4 separate regions of the Homo sapiens genome follow, and all the other regions are linked to region 3. Evidence: read pairs that join two places in POLR2A ChIA-PET (ENCODE). Cell type or tissue: MCF 10A. All regions are shown on one strand. Each heading gives the region's core, and the rest is flanking DNA. Links, peaks and the distances in the headings are about the cores only. Region 1 overlaps LOC105378027 (a long non-coding RNA gene). Region 2 overlaps LOC105378027 (a long non-coding RNA gene). Region 3 overlaps LOC102723724 (a long non-coding RNA gene). Region 4 has its middle 39 kb from the start of FILNC1.

What was found. ChIA-PET counts read pairs that join two places held together with the same protein. Peaks named below come from ENCODE experiments on the same cell type or tissue, not always from the same donor. Only the 100,000 strongest peaks of a DNase experiment are listed, where the experiment ranks them.
Region 1: POLR2A ChIA-PET joins it to region 3 with 9 read pairs; 1 of 35 experiments calls an interaction of 5 or more read pairs at or near these places.
Region 2: POLR2A ChIA-PET joins it to region 3 with 6 read pairs; 1 of 35 experiments calls an interaction of 5 or more read pairs at or near these places.
Region 4: POLR2A ChIA-PET joins it to region 3 with 5 read pairs; 1 of 35 experiments calls an interaction of 5 or more read pairs at or near these places.

What each region holds. Positions count from the first base shown.
Region 1 is chr6:140,778,260-140,783,765 of GRCh38, forward strand. The region is part of intron 6 of LOC105378027 (a long non-coding RNA gene); the gene reads left to right. Among named protein-coding and RNA genes, the nearest start is that of MIR4465, 97 kb to the left of the region's middle. In MCF 10A, for the core only: no CTCF peak of the experiment used is centred there; a DNase peak (open chromatin) is centred at 2,162.
Region 2 is chr6:140,771,875-140,777,380 of GRCh38, forward strand. All of the region lies in intron 6 of LOC105378027 (a long non-coding RNA gene), which reads left to right. Among named protein-coding and RNA genes, the nearest start is that of MIR4465, 91 kb to the left of the region's middle. In MCF 10A, for the core only: no CTCF peak of the experiment used is centred there; a DNase peak (open chromatin) is centred at 2,527.
Region 3 is chr6:140,855,141-140,860,646 of GRCh38, forward strand. The region is part of intron 1 of LOC102723724 (a long non-coding RNA gene); the gene reads right to left. Among named protein-coding and RNA genes, the nearest start is that of MIR4465, 170 kb to the left of the region's middle. In MCF 10A, for the core only: no CTCF peak of the experiment used is centred there; DNase peaks (open chromatin) are centred at 2,831 and 3,471.
Region 4 is chr6:139,729,634-139,735,139 of GRCh38, forward strand. No RefSeq gene overlaps it. Among named protein-coding and RNA genes, the nearest start is that of FILNC1, 39 kb to the right of the region's middle. In MCF 10A, for the core only: no CTCF peak of the experiment used is centred there; a DNase peak (open chromatin) is centred at 3,018.

The DNA of each region.
Region 1 (5,506 bases), core at 188-5,187, 77 kb before region 3:
AGTTGCTCAATAGTTTCAATTGCACGTGTAACTTTTTAAAAAATTGACTGTATCCTTCACCACAAAGCAAGCCTCAATTAATTATAAAAAGTAAAATTATTACAATATGTTTTATGAGTACAATAACTCAAACTATAAATCAAAAAAGATAACTAAAAAAATCATAATTTGGAAATTAAGAAATGTACTTCTACATAAGCCATAGATCAAAATGAAATCAAAATGGGAATAATAATAGTTTAGATTAATCATGATAAATTATTACACATCAGAAGTTATGAGATATAGAGAAGCTATACTTACAGGAAAATTTATGGCTTTAATGCTTATTTAAGAAAACAAGAAAAGCTAACTCAATGACTTAACTTCTTAAATTAGAAAAACATCGCAAAATTAAATGCCAAAATATACAAGAAGGGAAAGATAAAATTAAGCGTATAAATTAGTAAATAGAAAATGGTTGTAAAATAGAGTCAATAGAGTAAAAATGTGGTTCTTTAATGATTTTGTCTGATGAAAGTGATCAAGAAATGAGAGAAGGTACAAAAAATCAGTGTCAGTAATACAAAAAGAGGATGTTACCACAGATCTTGAAGATACTAAATATTCTAAAATGTTAATACATAAGGGATGTTCACATAAAATTGAAAGATTCAAAATTTTAAAGCTGTCAAATATCCCCAAATTTAAATGAGCTAAATGCAATTCCACTCAAAATTTCATTTTTTTAAGAATTTCACAATGTTATTAAGAAACTATAAATAATCAAGAAGAATCAACTCATTCTTGAAGGAGAAGATCATGGTGGAAAATGTTGCTTTCCTGGATATGAAAGCTCATCATAAAGCTATATTAAATAAAATAGCATGGCATTGACTCAGGATATATAGGATATATATAAAAAGACCAATGGACCAGGATAGATCAGAAATAGACTTGAGAATATTCTGATTAGTTTATTTACTAAACATATGGCAATGTATTGAAGTGGCATAAGGATAAAGATAAAGGATAATATTTTCAATAAATAATATTGTATCAATTGTTTAACCGTGGAAGAAAATAACGTAAATTTACTTTTTCTTATCACATAAACAAAAACTTTTCTAAATGGATTTTTACATAAATATAAAAGAGAAAACGACACATCTTTTAGACAATAATATAAGAAAAAATCATTATACTCAAGGTAAAAATGTATTAAACATAGTATGACTATGCAATTCAACGTTCTATCTGGAACAAGTTTTGACAGAGAAAGGGAGGAGCTATTAACAAATATGCTGAGGCATGAACCAAGAATGTGTCATGCAAACAGGATAAGTGCATTGCCACATAAACAGGACAAAGAAAGAATTAGTAATAAAGAAAAAATTAAAACATTGATTTCTCTTTTAACTAATAATACATAAATTAAGAATCTCAAAATGCAAAACAAGGTACATAATGGGAAAATATATTCATATCCTGCTTTTACAATAAATTTCAACTAAGACAAAATTATCCAAGCAAATGGAAAAATGTCAAGGGAGTTGAACAGAAACATTGTTGGTGGGGATATCCAATGGTCAATAAACAAGTTAAAAGCTCTACTTTATTAGTGGAGCAAGACGGCAGAATAGAAGGCTCCACCAGTCGTTCCCCACAACAACCCCCTGGGCAAGGACAACAACGTAACAACTATCTACACACACATACACACATGCGCGCGCACACACACACACAAAGCACCTTCATAAAAACCAAAATCAGGTGAGCACTCAATCAGGTGAGCTGGTTTTAACTTCATATCGCTGAAAGAAGCACTGAAGAGGCAGAAAAAAGTCTTGAATTATGATCATCCCCCCATTCCCCATCCCCTGTCAGCCACAGTATGGTGCAAGGGGCGCGTTTCTGTGCACTAGGGAGAGACAGAGCACAGCAATCAGTGCTGTCCTGTTAGAGCAGAAAGGAAACCCAGAGCAAACTCAGCTGACACTCACCCACAGAGGTAGCATTTTAGCCAGCCCTAGCCAGAGGGGAGTCTTCCATCCCAGTAGTCTGAACTCCAGTTTCCACAAGCCTCGCCACTGCAGGCTAAAGTGCTCCGGGGTTCTAAATAATCTTGAAAGGCAGCCTAAGCCACACAGACTGCAATTCCTAGGTGAGTCCTAGTGCTGAACTGGGCTCAGAGCCAGGGGACTGGGTGAGTAGGGCCAACTACCTACTGAGACATCAGTTGAGCCAGCTAAGGGAGTGCTGGCTTGACCCCTCCCCTAACCCCAGGTTGCACAGCTCCTGGCTCCAAAAGGGACCCCTTTGTTTAACTTGAGGAGAGGAGAGGGAAGAGTGGGAAGGACTCTGTCTTGCGTCGTGGATACCAGCTCAGCCACAGCAGGATATAACACAAGTCAAAGTCATGAGGCCCCCATTCCAGTCCCTAGCTCCCAATGAACATTTCTAGACACACCCTGAGCCAGAAGGGAGCCCACTGCCTTCAAGGGAAGGATGCAGTTCTGGCAGGATTCAGCATCTGCTAACTGAAGAGCCCAGCAGTGACACCCAGGTACTACATTGAGGGCCTTGTTTGAGACTCTGAGACTTGCTGGTTTCAAGTGAGACTCAGCATATTCCCAGCTATGAAAGCTATGGGGCAAGACTTCTTCTGCTTATGAAAAGCAAAGGGAAAAGTAAAGGGGACTTTGCCTTTCTGCTTAGGTACTAGCTCAGCCACAGAGAGGTAGAGTACCAAGTAGGCCCCTGGAGTCCCTGCCTCTAGGACTTGGCTCTTGGACGGCATTTCTGGACCTGCCTTGGGCCAGAGCAGAGCTCACAGCCCTGAAGGGTGAATCCCAAGCCAGGCAGCATTCACTCCAAGCCAACTGAAAAGCCCTTGGGCCTTAAGGGAACATGGGCAGTAGTCTGGCAGTTGTCCCCATGGGCCTGTGGTGGTGGAGGCCACAAGGTGAGGCTCCTCTGTCTTTGGAAAGGGAAGGGAAGAGTGGGAAAAACTCAAAACAAAATGCTTTTAACTTGCTCATATGTCATTACTATTTTCTATCAATATTTCAAGTAAATAGGACTCTGGGATCTATGTATTTATAGAGTGTTGATTTTAACCACTAATTAAATATGTTTATTAAAACCTACTTGAATATTAACCTAGGCACTATTATTTTGAATGGGGATTCAAATGGCATTATTTTATAGCAACTCATTAAATATTTTAATATTATATAAAATTTTAAATACTTTTTAAAAACAGCATTAAGGCCTGAGATGATAAAAGCTATTTAACAATTTGATATGATTCTACAATAAATATTGAAAGCCTTGTTGATTAGAGAGTAGTACATGAACAAAAAAGAAATGAACTACCTATGCATGACTAGTAATTTATTATACTTTGACCTACCTAGTCATCTCACATTTGTTTGTTAATAGTTATTGAATCCAAGATAAGATTATAATTGGCTTAGGACAAACCTGAGACAGGTGTCCTTTGTAAAGATTTTTGGCTCCCAAGAAAAAAAGTCCCAGGCAAGTCAAATCAGCAAATTATAATTCTACAGTTTAAGAATAATGGGGATATTTCCAAAAGAACTGAGAGTTTTTAAATAAGTCAAAGTCATTCTGACCATAATTATATGACATCTCAAGGTCATCAAATATGACCTATAATGGAGATAATCAACCTATTTAGAATCTATGACATAGGTCCCCATGTGCAAATTCAGTGATTAAAAAACTTGCCATGTATCTACACTCATGTAAGCTAAATGGCAGACTTCTTCACATGGAAAGGTTAAAATGTAAGATTAATGCTACACAGTAGCTGATCTTGAGGCACCTTAGGGACATGTGACGTGGAGAAGAAATTCAAGAATAGATAGAAAACTGTCAGTAGCATTAGTGCTGAGTTGAATCTCTAGATCCAGGGTTCAGGCTGCCTTATTTCTTTAAGTTATCCTTTCTCATTAGGTGATTGAGTTTGATGTTTCATATTCTAGACCAGAAAATATCTGCATATCTAGAAATTAGTCTATGCTTATCAATAGTTTTAGAATAGCTTTGGATATTTTGTCCAAATTTCTTTTCTTTTCTTTCCTTTCTTAGAGACAGAGTCTCATTCTGTTGCCCAGGTTGAAGTGCAGTCGCATGATAATACTTCACTGCAGCCTTGAACTCCTGGACTCAAGTGATCCTCCCACCTCAATCTCCTGAGTAGCTAGGAATACAATTGGCATAAGTGCCACCATGCTTGGTTATTTTTATTTATATATTTTTTATTTTTGTAGAGATAGTCTCTCACTATGTTGCCCAGACTGGTCTGGAACTCCTGGCCTCAAGCAATCCTCCTACCTCGGCTTCCCAAAGTGCTAGGATTACACATATGAGCCACCTTGCTCAGTCCAAATTTCTTCAGTTTCAAGGATGTACAAGGATAACCCTCCAATACATTAGTCTCTTTTATTTTAAAAAGTAGTATTTAGAGTATATTTATTTAATGTAGAATCAAAGGGAGAGTATAGAAACATAACTTGGATGTCTATGAACAAAGATGATTCTTTTTAGGGACAAAATTGTATGGTGTATAATGAGTTGAATTTTTCATGGAAGTTTTATGCGCTAACTCACATATTGGGATTATGGTAACTATACACACACTTAGTCAAGCCAATATTAGTCTTTTAAAAGGCATTTTAAGGACATTGAATTATCTCATTTTTTGAAAAAAGTATTTTATTATAGCAAGAACACAACATGAGATATGCTCTCTTAAACTTTTAAGTGTACAAAGCAACACTGTTAACTACAGGGGCAGTGTTATACAGCATATCTCTAGAACTTACTCATCTCTCATTACTGTAACTTTGCCTGTTGATTAGCAGCTCCAAATCCTTCCTGCTTCTGCCCCTGGCAGTCACCATTCTGCTCTTTGATTGTATACTTTGGCTATTTTAGGTATGTGAAAATTAAGGACAGATCCTATGCTGACCTGATAAACAAAGATAGCTCTTTCGAGCTCAATGTACATTGAGTGTAACAAGAGGGAAGGAGGGAGGAAACCACTGCCCATTTGGGATTCCTTCAAATTCACATCTCTCCAAAATGGTAAATTCTGTCTTTATTTAAATGACCAAACTTTCTGATTGTCAGCTCTGTATTTTCATTTTGTAATATTACTATGGCAGAGGCATTAAAAATATGGAAATGTTCTCCATTGAGTAGAATTAGTTACCAAAAATGATGACTAATAATTATCAGCCTCCCAAAAGACATGAACAGATACTTCTCAAAAGAAGACATTTATGCAACCAACAAACATATCGAAAAAAACTCAACATCACTGATCATTAGAGAAATGCAAATCAAAACCACAATGAGATACCATCTCACACCAGTCACAATGGCATTTGTTACAAAGTTGAGAAACAACAGATGATGGCAAGGCTGCAGAGAAATAGGAATGTTTTTACACTGTTGGTGGGAATGTAAATTAGTTCAACCCTTTTGGGAGACAGTA
Region 2 (5,506 bases), core at 209-5,208, 83 kb before region 3:
TTGCTGGCAGAAATGTTTGAGTGATCCAGTTGTAGATTGGTAGTGTATTAGTCCGTTCTTATACTGCTATAAGGTAGTACCTGAGACTGAGTAATTTATAAAGAAAAGAGGATTAACTGGGTCACATGTCTGCAGGCTGTACAGGAAGCATGGCTGGGAGGTCTCAAAAAACTTACAATCATGGCAGAAGGTGAAGGGGAAGCAGGCACGTCTTACATGGATGGAGCAGGAAGAAGAGAGAGGGAAGGAAAGTGCTACATACTTTTACATGACCAGATCTCACAGTAACTCACTCTCTCCAGGACAACACCAAGGGGGGTAGTGTTAAACCATGAGAAACCACTGCCATGATCTAATCACCTTCCACCAGACCCCACATCCAACATTGGGGATTACAATTTGACATGAGATTTGGGTGGGGACATAGATCTAAACCATATCAGGTAGTATTTTAAGTAATGCAAAATATAAAATTATTTTTTATCTCAGACTTTTTGGACAAAGACAACTTGGTCATAAAATACATTATAGAAAAATTGCATATCTGAATGATAATACTAAGAATTGAGAAAATACTTGATTCACTCTTATGAAAAAGTTTGTTTCCTTAATGAGTGGATGGCTAAATTGATACAGAATTCAGCTGCTCAGAAATTTACACATTCGTTTCTATATTAAGCAGACCACATTCTTATTTTTGTTTAAAATAGACAAGAGACTTTATTGTATAAAATCCCCCCTATACAAACCAAGATTCATAGGCTCTTCAGAGACTCCTGCAGTATGTTCGTTCATTAACAATATAAGGACAGGAGGACTCTATCTGATGAGAAAGCATTAGCAAGATTTGATTTGGAATGTAATACAATCCCAGCAGCTGAATATGAGTTACTTTAAAATAGTTCCTATTAAAGAAACTACGTGTTCTTTAGAACCAAGATAACATCTTGTGTTATCTTTACAGTGAAAAAATGACAATTCCCAGGGACATCTTTATTGCAGCAGTAGGCTGCTACATTCATTCTTCAAGAAAGCCATTTTAACATATGCAACTAACTTATTCCAAAATCAACAGCAAAAAAAAGTTAACGTAATTGTTATTTTTTCAACTTCATAAATTACAAAACCATAGGCAAAAAAAAGAATTGAACAAGGGTAAGATAACCAATCAAATAATGTTAACCTAGTCAGAGTTGTTCTCCACATTTTAGTGTCATTTATGATAGTCAACAGAATCAACTATTGTAATTATTAACTTCTTTGGTGTACTTAAAATCCTTTAGGCAATGGAGATCACCCTTTTATGGAAATAATTTATTTTAAAACTTCCTCTTTATAGTTCCATGTATTTTTTCCAAATTTACTTTGTTTTGTCAGCTAAAATCCAAATGAACAGAAATAGAAGTACTTTTCATCAAAATAAACAATTATATATATCTGGGAAATCTTTATCCTATAAAGTTAGAATAAAGACTCTTGAGAGTCATTGTAAAATATAGTACATTTTTAGCCAATAAAGAGATTAAAAAAGAGGAAAATAGTACTGCTCTCACTGATCCTAGAGGGTAGGCATGGGTGGAAATGAGTCAGAGCCACTGAGGTGCAGTCAGTAATTGTTTGCTCTCCACTCTACTGATGTGAACTAATTCATTATTTTTTTATTCTGAACTTATATGTTTCCTTTGTAGTCATGCTGTGCCTATAATTTATTAGTTCTTTCCCTTTAAATTTTATTTGTACCCTGGGAAAATTGGAAGTAGAAAGTCTGAACAAAAAGTACCAATCTTCTTTGACATGCTCTTAATAGCAATAATCACCACAACAACCTCAAACAAGGAAGGTTTTTCCCCCATAAAGGCAAAGATACCAACAATATGTTTTCTTTTATATTGTGCACCTTCAAGGTAATCAACAGAAATAAAACAAATGCATTCATTTTCCTGGTTATATTTCCCAAGGCAAGTTTATTATTACATCTCAATAGCTATAAATTATCCATGTAAAACCAAATATAGATATTATTATGCACCAGGGTGCCTTTATATGAGTATTATAAGTGATTTGATTATAGGATCTTACACCTAAATATTTCTGAAGCAACCATAGTAAAAGAGTTCCTTTCAATACCATGATACTCAACAGAAATTAGACAGTTAAAGGAACATTGTAAAACATGGATTTTGGTGCAAGCTGTTTATCAGGCACACTTTGAGGACGATGAAAGCCCCAGTTAAGTGTATTTGTCTGCATACTGTAAAACACTTAAGATCAAATTCAGGATTGGGTGAGCTATCCACAATTACTGGCGTCAGCAGTTTAAATATAGTTCTTGCTGAGAACACCTTCATGATAACTGTTCCAAACCCATGCATTTTGCCAGGTAGAGGCAATAATTGGTAACTGTCAATGCTACCTACAAACACCATGTTCCTCCAAAAATAACCCGGAATGATTAGCTCTCAGCAATTGGCTGCACTTTTGCTGACTTCTTCTGAGTGGTTTTTCACACACAGTCATAGATAAACCCACTGTAACCTAACACAGCTGATGACTCATTTCATGGCTTTCTGCTTGTCTCTTTCAAAGCTGTATGTTGTTTCTGTTTTAGAAAGAACAAGCATCTATTTTTAAAGGAAGGGTGGGTTTGCTTTATTATTATTCAGAAAAGGACCAATCTGGCATCCTATCATCTTATCCTGTGACATGTAGAACATTCCTGGGTTTTGTTCCATAAATATAGAAAAGTTTTATTTAAAGGAACAATGTCAAAATGACCTTCAAGCCTATCTATAGACTTTTGTGTGCTGCTAGAGTAAATGCAGAATTCAAATTGAGTTTTCCTGCAAAATGCATTTTGGAAGGAGACATTTCTAGAGATTACAGATGGTTCAAAAGCAATTTAATGCTGGGTACACTTGGGGTGCTATCTGATTCATGAATAATGAGGACACTCACTTGTTCACTGGATATATGGTATTCAAACAGAATTCAATGAATATTTCTTATGAAGAAGGTGTCAGCTGGAGTAGTTATGTATGGGGGATTTGCCATAAAAAGGTTCAAAGTTTGAGTTAATGTGAAATAAGGTTAATTTTCATTTATTTTAAAAAAGGATATATTATTTTGCTCAAGAATGTGGTAAGAAATGAACACTTGCCAATGTCAAAAAGTGAGTATTCATAAAATATGTTAAGTAAAATATTAGTCTTTACTGTAGTCCTGTAGAAATAATTTTTTTCTGCTCCATATTTTACCAAAACAACACAAGCTTTCATTTTTTAATTCAATGGCCACATATACAATTGCCCACAAATAGAAAAGTTGAACAAGATTATGTCAGTTAATCATCAGGCAAGTTAGTGACCAAACCATTCCCGCCCTTTGCTCTCAAGCCTATAATCTAAATCAGAGGTTTTCCTGACTGCATGTTAATGTCATAAAACCAGTTGTAGTCTTCTTACTCCACACACGTGTGTGCACAAATCTGAATGCATTCATTTTTGTTGTTTGTTTTTGTGTCCTGTTTGATCCACATTGAAGACATGTCATTTTGTTTTAGTGTCTCTTTGTTTAATTTGTTCGTTTTATATTTGATTGTGTCTTTGATATGCCTGTAAAGTAAATGGTTATTTGCAAATAATAAATAACCATATTATAAATATTTTATATTGTGTCTCTTGCTGCTATTATTAAGTACTTATTCCTTAATGTAAAAACTTCAAAGGAAATCTGGACCACTGAAGTTACAGGCATAGGTCCAGTTTCCATCAAAATAGAATGCCTCTAACATATATTCTACCAATCTGATTTCTTAGCTATTATAATTTTATAGTAGAAATAAATCCTTCCCTTCAAAAATATTACTTTTTCAATGAGGACTTACCACTTACAATTTTACGTAAATTGCAATTCTTCTGCCAGTTCCCTTCATTCTCTTTATCTTGCTTTATTTTTGTAGCACTTATTTCTTTCATAAATATTATGTAATTTGCATATAATTATGTTTATGATCTATCTCCTCTAATTAGAATATAAGTTTCATGAAGGCAGTGTCTTTTGTCTGCTAACAGAATAGTTTCTGAAAAACAGAAGGTGATTTTAAATACTTGCTGAATGAATGAAAGAGTACTCACTAGGGTTCTGAGATGAAATGTTTTATCTGTAAGTCTTGCCATATAAGTTTATATGACATCTATCTTTTGCCCTTTTATTAAAAAAAGAAAATCTTAAATAAGATTTCTTTTTAGAGATACTGGATCTTTTTGGAATTTTATGAAATACTATTACAGATTTATAAAACTATAGTGTTTTGGTTTAGATATTAAGAATAGTTTTCTGGCCAGAGGACTCATTTTTTAGATACTACTTGTAAAGCATATGTAATACAAATTTGTTGTATTTTTAAAACATAGATTTCCTCTTAGACACTTTGAAAACCTTAAAGACTTCATACATGCCACATCAATCTTGCCAATACTGTGAATCTCTGGTAAATAACTGTGACACACAATATAAAATGTTTATAATCTGGTCATTTATTATTTGCAAGTAACCAATTACTTAATAGGAATATTAAAGAAACAAATATAAAACCAACAAATTAAACAAATAGACATAGAAACAAAAGAAAATATCTTCAATGTGGATCAAACAGGACACAAAAACAAATTTGATTTTGAGACGGAGTCTTGCTCTGTCCCTCAGGCTGGATTGCAGTGGTGCAATCTCGGCTCACTGCAAGATTGCAGTGAGCTTGCAGTGAGCCGAGATCGTGCCACTGTACTCCGCCTCCCAGGTTTCACGCCATTCTCCTGCCTCAGCCTCCTGAGTAGCTGGGACTACAGGCGCCCGCCACCACGCCTGGCTAATTTTTTGTATTTTCAGTAGAGATGGGGTTTCACCGTGTTAGCCAGGATGGTCTTGATCTCCTGACCTCGTGATCCACCTGCCTCAGACTCCCAAAGTGCTGGGATTACAGGCGTGAGCCACCGCGCCCGGCCAAGATGATATTATACATTAATAAAAATTCCAAAATAACTTTCCCCTTAAAGAAAAATAAATTTTATATTAAAAAGGACGTGATTGCTGAGTAGATGCATTATATAAGAGGGAGAAGAAGGATCTGGAGCCAGATAAATAAAAAACACAAAGCTATAATTTGTGTAACATGAAAACTAGCCTAATATGGCATGAAGAATTCCAATCAGTGGTAGCTTAGGCCCAGGGACACAGAGAGAAACAAGGAGCTATGAGGAATCTTTTTGGGGTGATGTAAAAGTTCTATTACCTTATTTTTTAGTGCTATTTTTGTGAGTTCCTATACCTGTCAAAATTCAAAAAGTTGTACACTGTAAAGAGATGTAATTATTGTACATAAATTATTCCTAAGCAACTTGATGAGCAAAACCAAAAGTATCTAAAGATTTGTTAGACAAATAAAAGTTATAAGAACTAATCCCTAAAGAGCCATACTAAAGGGCATACTAAAAAATATTCAAGCATAAAG
Region 3 (5,506 bases), core at 187-5,186:
ATTTAACAATACTTAATTTACTAAATATATATAATTTTAGTATGAGAATTGTATATACACCATGTCAAAAATTTAACTGCTTGTAACAGTCAAATACATTAAATTTGCATTTGTAGTTTACAATATTTAAGGTCATTTGTTGTTTCCTTTTTGCATACTTAGGAACATCACTAAAGCAAATCACTCTTACACTATTTGTTATCCATTTTTTCCTTTCTTCTTTTCATCCTGAAGTATTTACTTCTTCCACACTGACAAATATTCCTCACTTAACTTCCAGGTCATTATACTTAGCTGTCTTTTTTTTCTTTTAGACATCTACTCTTTAATTTTTATGTACCCTAGTACTCAGTACTCAGAATTATCCTCTTTTCTATTTATACTTATTCTCTTGATATTCTCCATATAATCCTGAGCCAGCCTGCCAACATTTTGGGCCTTGGTTTTCCATCTATAAAATGGAGGTAACTGTACCAATTTTATTTAATTGTGTGAAATAATGAAATTAACATATACTTAGAAAAATGTTTAGAATAGATTCTGGTTCACTAACTATGAGTCATACATAGGTTCTGCAGTTATTATTACTGACTCATCAGTCACCCAAGCTCAAGGCTTAAAACACCTTTTATAGATTGACCACTACCAAATTTCTATCTCTAACTCAGACCTCTCTCCAACTCCAGACTCACATATGAAACTTCAGGATCAACATTTCCATTTGAGTGTCTAGAGGGCATCTCAAACATAGTAAGTTTATAATTGAGCTCATACATTTCCCTGCTAAACCTGTTGCTATCTTAGTCTTTCTTAATTAATTGCAACTGCAACCTTTCGGTTGTTCACACCCAAAAACTTGGAGTCATTTTTTTCTCTTTCTTGTAAATGCTACAGCCAATCCATCAGTAAATCCAACCAGATTTGCCTTCAAAATATATTTAGAATCTCACCCATTCTTATTACTTTTGCTACCACTACACTGGTCCAAAACACTATCATCTACCACTTGGAATATTCTAATAGTTTCTCATTAGCAGAGATAAGGAAGAGCTTGAATTTGGCGTACCATTTTATTTCATTTTTATTGCACCTCATTGTATTTTGCAAAAATATCAATCTACGATAAACTGAAGAAAAATTAAAAAATTGGGTCCATCACTATAGACCAGTTAAAAAGCACTGATAACACGTATGGTAAAAAATGGTAGATAATTCATATGGGAAAAATTAAGTGGAAATGAGAATAAGGAATATGAGCATCAGAAGGCGGAGGCTATAATTGAATTTATTTTTCCCTTCATGTTCTTGTTTTAAAAATTATTTTAAATACAAAAAAGCTGAAAGTAGATTAGTACCCAGGTGCCTTCAACTTTTATTTAACAATTATTAAGATCTTGTTTACTTGCCTTATAATTGTCTATAAATAAACCTATGCATCATTTTTATGTAAATATAAAAATAAGTTGCAGATATCATGACACATAAAACACTCGGCATCCATTTCTAAAAAATGAGGGCAATCTTTTTCCAAAGGTACAGTGCCATCATCACACCTAAGAAAATGTCAATAATTCCGTAATGCCATCTTTTATTAACTGTCCTGGCCACTTCTAAAACTGAATGTTAGGAAAAAAAAAATATATTATTCCTGAAATCTTGGGTCAGAAGGAGATCTGAATTTGGAGGCAACCTTGCTTTAAAACAGTATGGAATTTCATTTTAAATTTATTTTTTTACATTTATAAAAAATTGTTTAATGTAATCTTAAAATAAATGTGTTCAATTGCAATGATAAAAATTTAGAAATGATTTTTCAAAGGTGTACAGACTGTTAAATCCCTATATTTTAAATCCCAAACATTACTATAAGGTTCTTCCATCCAAACCATTTTCTTCACACTTTTCTATCAGTAATGTAATATATTTCTTTGGTTCATTGATGAAAACCCACATAAATATGAGACCTCATTTCACATTATATAGATGAGGTTTTCACATATAGAGATAGTACAATTTCACTCCCTAATGTTCTTAAACCATTTCTTCAAGTTCTCTCCTAAAATGATTGTATATATATATAAAGTATATAAAGGCAAATAGTCAATAATTTATCATTTTAAAGCTAGATGACTATTTCAGAATGTTAGTTCATCTTTCTGATTTTAATCAGTTTATACTGAAAATGTGTGAAACTTTTCCAGAAAGTCAATTTTAGTCTGCAGTTGGTATTACTGTATACATTTCTTTTTACTGAAAATGACATATGCATTTTAAAAATCTGTTAAATGGTGGGGATGTACATTACTGGCAGAATCATTCACATAGTGGGGATGTTTTCTCCTCTCATAGAAAAAACCATGAAGTATCTAAAACATTTTGCCCTGTGCATACATCTACAGATCTCCTGTCTTCTCAACTACAGATTGGGTTGAGCAGAACACAGATAATACAGAAGTACATTTTTTTTCCAGATTAAACTAGGGTAAGTACAGAAAAGCATATGTCTGTATATAATATAGAACTTTATATTTATTTGAAACACGTATATGCCAAAATCATCCTGCAGATGTTCAAGAAACTTGTTTACTAATTTGGTCATTCACTTGTATTTTAAAAAAAGAATATAATCTTAAGTTTTTAGATTGCTTAACATTTAGAATTTCTTTTCATTTCTGACTGCTTTCTGAATGAGGAACTCTTAATTTGAAAGACTGTTGGCAGAACTGACTCAAGTACATCAGCTCATGCACAATATGTTGTTCCTTCTCTGGAACTGTACATATTGTTTTTCTTCCCCTTGTGGATGTTTATTTGAAGGATGAATAGGTCACTCTTAGCAGGAGAGCTAGTCATGTGACTGCCAGATACTGAAGACAGATGAGTCAGTTCCATGCAGACTACAAATTATGCATGCTGGATAAATCTATATTCATATTTGCATTTGACCTAAGCCTCAACTTTAAAAATAGATTTAACAGAAATTATACAGAAATTCAAAAATTGTTTTGCTAGGAAGCAAACAAGTTATGCAATACAATTTAAAAAAAGAATGTTCCCTCTGCAAGAAAGAGATCACATTAGTGATGAAATACTATATGTCAGTCTGAGCTTAAGCCCAAATTCAAGAACATACTGTACACAAAACTTCTGAAATCTATTTATCTGATGTGTGACTGATAGCTATTGATGCAGCTTGGAGACCTTAGGGCGATACTGACTCCCCATCATTTGTCATTATAAAGTATTCTTTGAATGGAAAGTTGTTTGCCTTTCATGGTCAGGGGAAAATAGTCCTGGTGGCTGGGTGCTAGTTAGAGGATAAGAACGTGGGCTAAGAAGGCAAGGAGCTGGTTTCAAATCCTAGTTTGGCTGCTTAGTTGATTACATATATCTACAAATTATAACTGCATTAGTTTACTCATCTGTAAAACGTGACATGACTAATAATGATACGTGCTCCACAGGACCAAGCTAAGGTGTGACTCATCTGACATAATCTTCTAAACAATTTAGCATACGGGTACGTACTTACCTAGGCCGTAATACCTGTATTTTCTTCTCTTTCGTTCTTTCTTTCTTTTCTTTGTTTTGAGACAGGCTCTCACTCTTATCATCTAGGAGTGGTGCGATCTCAGCTCACTGCAGCCTCGACATCAAGTCAAGTGATTCTCCCACCTCAGCCTCCTGAGTAGCCAGGACTACAGGCATGCACCAGCACGCTCAGCAAATTTTTGTATTTTTTGCAGAGACTGGGTTTCATTGTGGTGTCCAGGCTGGTCTCCAACTCCTCAGCTCAAGTGATCTGCCAGTCTTGGCCTCCCAAAGTGCTGGGATTACATATGCATGAGCCGCTGCACTTGCCGTCCCTCGCTCCCTCCCTCCCTCCCTCCCTTCTTTTCTTTCTTTATTTTTGAGAGTCTTGCTCTGTCACCCAGGCTAGAGTGCAGTGATGCAATCTCGGCTCACTGCAACCTCCACCTCCTGGGTTCAAGCAATTCTCCTGCCTCAGCCTCCCGAGTAGCTGGGATTACAGGCAAGTGCCACCATGCCAGACTAATTTTTGTATTTTTAGTAGAGAGGAGGTTTCACCATGTTGTCCAGGCTGGTCCTGAACTCCTGGGCTCAAGTGATCCACCCCTCAGCCTCCCAGAGTGCTAGGATTACAGGCGTGAGCCACTGCGCCTGGTCTGATTTTCTTTTTAATTAGGTCTTTGTATATGTGCTATTGCACCACAAGACTATAGTGCACACAGACTGTGATTTTTGTAAAATTTTCTATGCATTCTAAGATCTCAGAAACATTTGTCTTGCCTCTTTTCCCAACATACAAGAATTTGAAAAATAAGCCTCCTTTTAACAAAGATCTGCAACTAATTTTTTAAAAAGAACCCTGAGAAGAACAAGGATATAATGCTAAATACTGATCATAGCTAAGTAACAGCAAGTTGATGGTGTATGAGGACTAAGTTCTGATTTTTTTTTTTTAATCTTGCCCAAATTCCTTTCTAAGGAGTCTGGGGAGTCATGCCTTACAAACCATAAATTCTCATCAGATGGGTTTTATTTGACCCTATATATCATGACTTACTTTTCAATCTGACTCTGGCATAACTTTATAAGACAAGCAAAAAATATTTAACCCCCAAATATATTTCCTTGCCTTACCTTGAAATTGACCTGCAAAGTCTCTTGTGGGAAAAATCCACATTGTATAGAAAATCCCCTTTCCCCCTTGTTTTCCTTCCTCTCTTTCTAGATCCAGAAGATAATCAACTAAGAGCCAGGCACCCTTTTAGGTCTGATAAGAAACAATTTACAACCTGCTCTCTCTCTGAAGTCAGCTATCTGAGAGATTCCTCTGCACAATAAAACTTGGTCTCCACAATCCTTTATCTTAACCTGAACATTTCCTTTGATCCCAGGTCTTCAGATAAACTCAACCAATTATCAATCAGAAAATATTTAAATTGTCCCGTCTTTCTGAATGAAACCAATGTATTTTTTTTTTTTTTTTTGAGACGGAGTCTCGCTCTGTCGCCCAGGCTGGAGTGCAGTGGCGCGATCTCGGCCACCTTTTTCTCTCAGATGTGTTTTTGAGGTGTATCCATGTTGATACAGGTCACTCTAGTTAATTCACTTATCTGTTATATAATATTTGTGGATTTAAAATATATTTTTTCTTGAGTCAACATTTAAAACTTTTAAAATTTCTTGTTTTACAAACATTGCTGCTTTGAACATTTTCTACATCTCAATATACAAGAGATCTACAAGCTATCCAGCAAGAATGGCGGGGATATTACCATCCTCAAATGCACTAGAGAGTTTCTAAATTTGTCTTTCCACCTGATTGTAGCAATTAACATTCTCATGGTATAACACAGCCTTTTTGGTACAATTACATATTGTTAATTTCATGGACACAAAAATTACTTCATGGTTATTGTAATTTGGGTTTTTCTGATTATTAGTGAAATTCTATTTCTTATTTTTTGACTATTGAGGC
Region 4 (5,506 bases), core at 205-5,204, 1.1 Mb before region 3:
TGCACGAAACTGCAAAGAAAGACTAGAATTGTGATAAGGGCTTGAAATTGTTACTGGAAGACCTGGGCTTAAAATCCGGCCTTCACACGTGCTGCTTGATGTGTAATCTAGGCACAATTTACTCAAATAGTCTGCATCTTCATTTCTTCATCTGTAACATGGAAATAACAATATTTACCACCCTGAATGGTTTTGAAGATCAAAGTGAGGTAATGTTCAGGAAAGCACTGTGAAAAGTCTAAAGCCCTATATAAATATGAAGTGCTATTTTTATATTTACTAATTGCAAATTAAGAGTTCTTGGGATTAACTGAGTTCACAGGAAGTTTAAGCATTTTTTTTTGAGTGGCAGCACGGTTTATAATTTTTACTTTTATTTTTGTACCCATCACCCAAACAGTATATGTTGTACCCAATAGGTAGCATTTCATCCCTTCCTCCATCCCATCCTCCCTCCTGTTGGAATCTCTAGTGTCTGTCATTCCACAACGTGTGTTTATGCATACCCAGTGTTTGGCTCCCACTTGCAAGAGAGAACATGCAGGTTTTTACTTTCTGTTAAAGAAAAATTGTATTATTTAATTTTGATAGAGAGACATTGTTAATTAGATTGGGATGTTGTGTATGATTCTCTCTTAGGTGTAAAAGCTTAGGCAACTGTTAATGGATTTTAATTGGTTCCCCCACCACTCCTTCTCCCAGTCCGTCACAGAGGAAACACCAAAGTATTTTTTATCCAAGTGCTCTTTTCAAGTGACAGGACAAGGGGGCAGTGAAAAGTGTATTTTCACCAGTAACATGGACCTAGCCATGGATTTTGTACCAAAATGACATGGGAATAGGTAAGAAAATGGCTGAAGTCTAGGGATATATTTAGATGTACTACTTCCTCCTCCACTTCAACAAGGTGGTATCACTGTGAATACAGAGTTTGGCAGAGATGATACAATAAGAAAGTGACGATTCAGTGTTTGGGAAATTCCAGGGAAGCTGGATATTAAGGGAAAACCCATAGGTAGGTATTTGAATCCAGGTTTATTGGTGAACTGTAGACTCCCAAGCCAAGTTCCTTGGAAGGATTAGTCAACAGTGTCCTCTGATATAAAAATGTCCTTTCAGTGGCTATGTGTGCACGGCTGAGAGGAGGCTTTGACCATGGTTCTTCAAGTTACCACTAGAAATAGGTTTTTATTCAAATATTTATGAGTAATTGTAGTCAGTGGAAATTGTTAGTAACAGGGAGATGAATTTGGCATTGCATTTTGAAGAATGGAACAACTTAGTATTTACCCTATGAATCTGTACTTTAAATATTTGTTAATTATCCAAATAACTTCTAGTAGATAGGCACATTTGTGGAACAAACTTTCAAAAAAATTGGTTTGTCTTCTTTCTAGATTTTGACCAGTCTTATTAAGATCATGTTATTATGGCTGGGTACGGTGGCTCACGCGTGTAATCTCAGCACTTTGGGAGGCCAAGGCGGGCGGATCACGAGGTCAGGAGATTGAGACCATCCTGGCTAATATGGTGAAACCCCGTCTCTACTAAAAATACAAAAAAGTTAGCCGGGTGTGGTGGTGGGTGCCTGTAGTCCCAGCTACTCTGGAGGCTGAGGCAGGGGAATGGTGTGAACCCGGGAGGTGGAGCTTGCAGTGAGCTGAGATAGCACCACTGCACTCTAGCCTGGGCGACAGAGCCAGACTCTGTCTCAAAAAAAAAAAACAAAAACAAAAAAAACAAAGATCATGTTATTATTTCAAGGGTTGAATTTTCCATGCATGTATGAATTAAACATTATCTTCTTTCACATATGAATTCAAGATTTTCCTGTTGTACTTTTTAATTTTAGCACTCTGTGTGTGTGTGTGTGTGTGTGTGTGTGTGTATATATATATATATTTATTTATTTATTCATTTATTTTTATTTTTATTTTTTTTTGAGACGGAGTTTCGCTCTTGTTGCCCAGGCTGGAGTGCAATGGCGTGATCTTAGCTCACTGCAACCTCCGCCTCCCGGGTTCAAGCAATTCTCCTGCCTCAGCCTCCCGAGTAGCAGGGATTACAGGTGCCCACCACCATGCCCAGCTAATTTTTTGTATTATTAGTAGAGACGGGGTTTCACTATGTTGGCCAGGCTGGTCTCAAACTCTTGACCTCAGGCGATCTACCTGCCTTGGCCTCCGAAAATGCTGGGATTATAGGCGTGAGCCCGGCCTAGTGCTATATTCTAATTGTTAAGAATTCTAGCCACACAAGAGCTAATGGAGAAGTTATTATTTAATGGATTTCAGGTTTTCAAGATAAAAGTTTTGGAGATTGAACAACAGTGTGAGTGTGTTGCACACTACTAAGCTGTACATTTAAAATGGTTATGATGGTAAATTTTATGTTGTGTGTATTTTAACACAACTTTAAAAATTAAGTTAATGGGATAAAAATAAAAGTCTCCCCTTTATCCACGTCTCAATACTACTTTCCTTCCCAAGCCTGGTTGGTCTTTTTTGATAGACTTTATTAGAGCCAAGTCAGCACCATGACTTTGAATGACATAATAGATTTTGAGAAAAAGGCAGTTGCATTTTGATCAAAATTAACTTCTTAACAAAGAATTCCATTAGTAATAGTCTTAACAACTCCATTTTTAATGGTGTAGTCTCACAGATAATTGTGAAATGAATACATTTTCATGTTCATATTATGTTGGTATCTGATTCAGTTTTCTTAAATGGAGACGTTTAAGATCTTATGAAAGACAGAGCCACAGATACCATCACTGAGGTTTTTCCCTTCTATTACAATTCACTCATGGACTCAAACTTATTTTAGCTTGTCATATAATTAGTGCATGTTTTGTTTTATATCGTGGACTCATGTCCATCTACCTGTTTGTTTATAAGTGGCCTCATGTCCATCTACCTGTTTGTTCCACAAAGTTCTAGAGACTTGGGTGCTCGTCTGCCTGCCTGGGTGGATCTGCCTGAATAACTGTTGCATGTCCTGTTCCTTGTTCTCTGAGTCATGCCTTCCCCAGCTGTGTGTTTTTGCCAAGACGGTGCACAAACAAGTTGTTCATTGTTAAATCTGTCAGTGGGGCCAGGACTTGAAGCTTCCACAAGCTTCAGGTGTTATTCAATTCTCTCTTTCTCATTCTTTCATTTTAAGCATTTTTGACCTCAGAAAAAAATTGTTTCAAATACTTTTCTAGAAGGAAAACTCTCTGTGTTGAAGTTTTCCCTTAATATAATATATGTAAGTTCAGGTCTCTTCATTTGTAGATAGAGCAAATAAATATTAATTGGAAGCTTTGGCGCATACCTGATTCTCAGCAGTGTGCTCATTAGATGCTCAGTGTGAGTGAGAAGTGCAGTGTGGTTGCTAGAGATGTCATTTGAACGTAGAGGCATATTAGAGAGCTGCATGAGGGATGAGGATGGGGAGAGGGAAGCAGGAAGGGAACGCTGCTCCTCATGGCCAGAACACACCTGGAGCATGGTGGTCTTTCCTGGGCATGACCTTGATTTCAGGATGGGAAGCTTGGACTTCCAGCAGCTGGGAGAGAAAAAACAATGTCCTTCCTTAATTTAAACCTATGCATGGAACCCTTAATCTCTGTCTTCTTTAGGCAATGAGGATTATCGCAGTGAAAAAACGAACAGAGAAACCCTGGAATTTATGGAACTCACATTTTGGTTGGGATGACAGACCATAAGAAGTAAGACAAATAAAACAGAAACAATCTTGTAGTAATTAGTGCTAGGAGGAAAAATAAGGCAGGGTGGGGAGACTGAGAGGCACAGGGGTGCGAGTTTTGAGATAGTGTTTAGGGAAGCCTATTCCAAGGAGGTGACATTTGAGTGGACCCGAATGCAGGGAGGGGTCAAGACACGGATTATCTGAGGGAGGGAAATTCCAGGTAGAAAGACTAGCAAGTGAAAAGGTCCTGAGGTGGGAATATGAGAGTAAGACGATTTCGAGGCCAAAGTGGAGTGAGCAATTAACAGTGGCAGGAAATAGGATCAGACAGGCAGCCTAGTGCGCATGGCTTTTGCTCTGAGCATGAGGAGAACCCCTTGGAAGGTTCTGAACAGGGAAATGGTGGATCTGTTGCATAAGATCACTCTAGCTGCTGTGCAGAGAAGGTATTGTAGGAGAGCTGGAGTGGGAGAAACCATAGATGTTCAACCAATAAGAGAAGGCGTCGGGCAGGGAGAGAGGCATGCAGTTGCTTCAAATGTTTAAAGTAATTTCCTGCGTAGGAAGGATTTTTTTCTTTCATATATTGTCATGTACAAATATGCTGAAGTTATTTAAAAAATAAAGACATTTCGGTTCAAGAAAAGACCTACACTAAACTTGCTTTTCTTCTGATTATAGAAGTAACAAATGTTTCTTTTAGAAAATCTGCAAGAAAAGAGTAAAGTATAAAGAAAATATACTACTCATAATCCACTGCTCAAAAATTTTAAAAAGGAAATGACTATCAACATTTTTCTTTATTTTTCCAGACTTTTTTTTCTGTGCATGCAAATATACATTTTATAAAAGGAAGCAGATTATTTTCTGTTATGTAGATATTTTTATACTGTTCTGTAACTCGACTTTTTCACTTACCAATGACTGTTTCTTCATTTCATTAACTACTATATACAGCATCATTTTTAATGATTTCACTGTACCCTGTTATACATTTGAACCATCATTTAGTAAAAATTTTGTATAGTTGGGCGATCAGATGATTTTCAGTTTTCTTTCTTTTTTGTTATTATAAATGACACTACGAAGAATATCCTTAAACATAGATCATGGTGTATATCTCTGGTCACTTAGACAGATTGTTAGGATTACCTGCTAGAAATGTATGCACACTTTAAAGCTTCGTGATTTATATTTTAAGTTTGTACCAATTCACACTTCTACCAATTAGCACATTCCATTCATTTCCAGTTCGTATTTAGAGAAGTCTAAATTTCGAACAAAGTCCATCAGGAGGAAGAGAGTTTCCTGTCGCTGAAGGCATTTTAGTAGGTGCTGGAAATTCACTTGGATAAGAGATTATTGAGTCAAATTTGGTTGAGTATTTGAAGTGTCAGTGAGGTTTTAGAATTCTTTTCCAATTTATCTTTGAGAGTACAGGGAAAGCAAGATGGAGGAAAGATGAAAAATTCTGTTGCTTGTATTCTATTCTATAGAGATAAATGAGTTGTTTTTGGTGATAGTTCACATACAGCAATAAAAAACAAAAAGTAAAACAAAAATAGGGTACTCGTAGCAATTTTCTACAACTTGTTGGATAATGGAACTAGCAGAGGCCAAGTGGGATAACAGAGTTTGGAGATAAAATTTAATAAATAAACACTCAATTTAAAATACATTTTATTTAGATTAATAAAAAGTGAACTGTAAGTTGTTCTTAGACTTTCTCATGTGCAAAACACAGCAGCATATAACCCAAACATTGCCATCTCTATCAATTTATCAATTGGCTTACTGATTTAATTATGCA